2 separate regions of the Homo sapiens genome follow, and region 1 is linked to region 2. Evidence: chromatin loops called from intact Hi-C (ENCODE). Cell type or tissue: tibial artery. All regions are shown on one strand.

The links. Peaks named below come from ENCODE experiments on the same cell type or tissue, not always from the same donor. Only the 100,000 strongest peaks of a DNase experiment are listed, where the experiment ranks them.
Region 1: a loop joins it to region 2, with 31 times the contacts of the local background. A loop is called at or near these places in 2 of 110 quality-filtered maps.

Annotation. Positions count from the first base shown.
Region 1 is chr4:55,101,983-55,104,482 of GRCh38, forward strand. KDR (kinase insert domain receptor) reads right to left here. Exons shown (of 30, transcript NM_002253.4): 14 at 380-526; 15 at 1-46. Among named protein-coding and RNA genes, the nearest start is that of KDR, 22 kb to the right of the region's middle. In tibial artery, no CTCF peak of the experiment used is centred here; no DNase peak of the experiment used is centred here; H3K27ac peaks cover 1,883 bases.
Region 2 is chr4:55,037,489-55,039,988 of GRCh38, forward strand. No RefSeq gene overlaps it. Among named protein-coding and RNA genes, the nearest start is that of KDR, 87 kb to the right of the region's middle. In tibial artery, no CTCF peak of the experiment used is centred here; a DNase peak (open chromatin) is centred at 948; H3K27ac peaks cover 1,690 bases.

The sequences.
Region 1 (2,500 bases), 64 kb after region 2:
ACTCTGCGGATAGTGAGGTTCCGGTTCCCATCCTTCAATACAATGCCTAACAGAGGAAGAAAACGATCATTCTCATTTATGATGATGTAGTCTGTGAAGTTTTTCAGGGAAATTTAGAAAATATAAATGCTGCCCTTCATCTTGTTCTATTATCTAACTCTGTAGAGTCACATGGGATCTACTGCTGACTAATCTCCTATATGGCTTTCATGAAAATTCAACAGGGCCCCATACTCCAATTCTAAGTCTGTGAAATGAGCCAGGTCATGGACACCAATACTGCTTTTTTTCTACATTACATCAAGAAATAATATGGCTTTTTAGATAACATCCCTGGGAAAGTTCTGCAACCCAAGAGTGATAGCCAAATTCTATTTACCTGAGTCTTCTACAAGGGTCTCATTATCTTTAAACCACATGATCTGTGGAGGGGGATTCCCAGATGCCGTGCATGAGACTTCGATGCTTTCCCCAATACTTGTCGTCTGATTCTCCAGGTTTCCTGTGATCGTGGGTGCCACACGCTCTAGACACACAAAAAGAAAATCACAGAACATGGAATTATAACTTTTGAAATGGTTCTGGTATCAGCAAACTTTTAAACAGTTTAAATTTAGTAAAAAGGAACTTGTTGATATATTAACTTCTGGGAAAATACACTGGTCACTGGGTAAAGTTAAATGAAACAAGTCAGTCAGGACACTGCAAACAGATTAATGGCTTTTAACATTCATATTAGTGATACTAGCTGGTAATCCCATCACAAAAGAAAGGTTCAGGGTCACCTTTATGGATTTTTCCTCTAATTAGACACAGCCTCCCCAGGTGAAAACTTCCCTCCCATGAAGATTCTAGTCAATAATACCCTAGAATCCCTTCAAATTTCTCTTGGAAGTGCCAAATTTTAGTATCATTCAACCAATAATGCCTTACATTTATTTGGCAATTCTTATAAAACTTGTTTACACAATTTGTGTTCCTCACTAGTGATCTTATGTAATGAGCAGAATAGGACTGTTAGCGTTATCTCACAGATGAAATAAATGATGTTCAGCGACATTAAACCACTTGTCCATGTCCCTGCAACTAAGTAAACAGTTGAACTGTTTACAGAATCTGGTGAGGCTAAAAGACCAGTTCAGTGCTATTTCCACTAAAACACAAACAAAACAACAATACCCTAAGGGAAGTCTTGGATTTAAAGAAAATGAAGCCCATGAGTATTTGTTTAAGTGTACAAGAACACTTTAGATTTATTCTTTCTTCAGATCATCAAAGTGCTGTGGAAATATCTTGTCCCAACCAACTGAACATCAAAAGGAATCATGCTGAAAAAATCCACGTCAACACTTAGCAAAATGAGATTACCTCAACAGCGTACTACATTGAAGTCTAAGCAAATGTACTGGATTCTAGCCTATTTCTAAGAATAGGTTTTAGGAAAACAAGTTAGGAGTCCTTAGGGAAGCAAAGCAGCTAACTGCGAGCACATATTTTCTGGGCACAGCTAGGCCAGGAGCCTACTTCACATCTCTTTCTCAATTCTGCCATAACCTTGAAGCCAGACAAGCCAACAGAAAATCCATGTGATCTATGTGGTGTGACTTGAAGGATGCTGGGGATGACTTGACCCCAAAGTATCTCTTATTATGACACCTGAGTCTTAAAACTAGCGAACTTTATGCTAGTGTCTGTCAGAAGGTGCCTCTTCAAATACGCCAAGGCCTCTGATGAAGACGTTACCCTCTAAAACTGTGGTATAGATGAATTTACTTGGGCAATTTCCTTCCTAACAGTAAAAAAAAAACAGAGGGCACATATATCCTAGGAATTGGAAAGGGACACCACAAGAGGAGAAAATGGAGAGAAGTGGCACAAAGAGACGCTCCCCAAATTTGCCTGATTTTCCCACAGACAAAGCCATGGCTGCCCAGCTTTTGCACAAGGCATGAGGTTAGACAAGGGGTAGACAGTGCCTCTATGGAGGAATTTACAGAGCTATCTGCTCACTGAAGTGATCGTCCCATTGACCTTGGGCTACGCTGGATCATGTGGGATGACCCAGAGGTACAGACAGTGAATGTAGCTTCCTTCCCATGGAGTCTTCTAGGTCTTAAACGCAGCCCATCATCCCACTCTTCATGCAGCAGGTGCCTTATTGAGCAGTTAGTATATGCTGCTATGCTCTATGACTAGAGCTATAGCAGGGAGCAAAACAGAGAACAATTCCTGTTCTCATGGACACAGAGACCTCACTGTGCTGTGACTTCCCAGTGGTTGCCTATGTTCTCCTCCTTTCCTTCATGTTTACCACTGTGAATTTCTGACACTCTCCTAGCTCATAGCAGGCATTCCACAAATATTTGTCTATTTAAATAAATGGATGCCCAAGATAAGGCAGAAGTTTCCCTGGTTCAAGCTAATATCCCTTGCATATACTAGTGAATTACTCCATCATCAGGTTTTGTTATTTTCTCCTTTCGATATATCATTTCATTAT
Region 2 (2,500 bases):
CAGGATCCCACTGAAGCTTCTTAAGAGTAGCATAATTTCCACCTTGTTTAAAAGTTCTGGTAGTTTGTAATCCACCTAGTGTGATTAAATAATCAGGGCTGATAGAAACCGTCTTGAATCATCACATACACCCACACATGCATCAGTCTGATATGGAAAGAGCTTTAGACTAGAATCAGACAGACTTCAAGTTCCTCCCCTGTCATTAACATCTGTGTGACCCTAACCAAATCATTTATTTTCCCTGAGTCTCAGTGTCTTCACCTATAGACAGAAAATAAATATTCATATTTATTATATTCTTAACATTTATTGTGTTCTTATATATACAATATATTACATATATTTACATACATGTGGTCACATATATAATCACATACTAATATATAATATATTATTTTATATAATATATTACATATTTATTATAATTATATATCAACATATAATTACATATATTGTATAATTATATAATATAATACACAATAATCATATGTTACATTATTATATTTATTATATTCACAATATTAGTATGTCTCATCAGTCTCTTGTGACGAGCAAATGATACAATGTTTATGAAGTTACTTTGTAAGGGGCAAAATATAATCTAAATGAAAGTGAAGTATTTTGTCCCTTTCTTCCTTCCAATGAACTCTTTGACAGTTTTTCTACATCCATAAAACTGGTGAGACACACATGGATGCCATTTCCTATAGATTCAGTATGTCCCAGTCCACTACCACCTGACCTCTTATTCTGCCATCCCAGGGGGTGGCCTGGACCCCCATTTCTAGCTCTTGTTTCAGAATGACTGCCTTTGGAGAATGGAGTTTCTCAGGAAGGACATTGCACAATCAGAAAACGCTGATCTGCCAAGTCTGTAACATTTTTTTCCTGGAGCACTTTCAGGAATGTGTCACAGGAGGTGGGGGAGATGGGCAATGGAACAGAGAGTACTAGGCACCAGCAACCAGGTAATAAAATGTTCAAGCATTCCTTTTCAAAATCTAATGAAGACATCAACCTTCATTAAGTCAAAGGGTCTGGGGTCCACAGTCGTGAGATTTACTGAGCCCCTTCAAAAAGCTAGAGAAACAATGACCAAAAGGCAGGCAATAGAGCAACAGGCATTTGATTCTAGAACTCAATGATGTCTATTTTCAACAAGTGTTGAATTTGCCAATAGCTATTAGCCCTAAACACAATCCTGCAGCTCAGTGTGTGCTGGAGCCAGCTTGCACTGGCTCAAGAGAGCTGATTCTTCATGGCTCTTTCCAGCCATGCTCAGCAATGTCATGGTGGAGCTTGTAATTGGCCATGGTGGCACTATTTGCATCATGAAAGTCAGCAGGTGCCACAAATTTTCCCCTAAAGGACCCTCTTACCATCACACTACTGCTTAACTGTGTATCCAAATGCCAATAAGATGCATGGAATCCTGAAATCGCTTTCAGAAGAACAATGTTGTTCTCGAATTTTCATGTGAACCACTGAAAAAAAATGTCTTATGTATATATATAACTTCTTTGCTTTTATATTTCAAATTCACCTTCCTCATATAGCCTCTCTTTTAGGCTGAATGTGGAAAGTGGCTGCTACTGACCTGAGAAAACGTCTGAGGCATTGTTATGTCCTTGACATTGTCAACTTCTTTGCTTTTTCCATGTTTCCCAGGCTGTACCCTCCATCAGCATAGAGGACACCTCCAGAAAGCAATTTTCTTTCACAAGGAGTATACCTTGAGGTGTCCTATAGGTAAGTGTGAGCAAGATGTTGTTCTTGCTTGGAAGAATTTTGCAAAGCAGATTGGATCCAGCTGAAAGAAACCAACCTTACTACAATATAGTTTTCTTCTTTCTTTTAATACCGAATTTGTAACATACATGTAATTACAGTCCTAGAGGGGAAAGAGAGAGAGAGAATCAGGCAAAAAAAAAAAAATGCTTGAAGAAATAATGACTGGAACTTTACAAATTGGATGGAAACATGAACACATGGATCTAAGAAGTTCAACAAGTCTCATGTAAGATAAATACAGAGAAAGCCACTCCTAGACAAATGACAGTCAAATTGATTAAACATAAACAGAAAGAGAACATCTTAAAAGCAGCCAAAAAAATAAAAACATATATACCAGGAACAATGATATGAATGATGGCTAATTTCTTTTTCTTTTTCTTTTTCTTTTTCTTTTTTCTTTTCTTTTTTTTTTTTTTTTTTGAGACGGAATCTCGCTCTTTCGCCCAGGCTGGAGTGCAGTGGCGCGATCTCTGCTCACTGCAAGCTCCACCTCCCGGGTTCACGCCATTCTCCTGCCTCAGCCTCTGGAGTAGCTGGGACTACAGGCGCCCGCCACCACGCCCAGCTAATTTTTTGTATTTTTAGTAGAGACGGGATTTCACCATGTTAGCCAGGATGGTCTCAATCTCCTGACCTCGTGATCCGCCTGCCTCAGCCTCCCAAAGTGCTGGGATTACTGGCGTGAGCCACTGTGCCCGGCCCG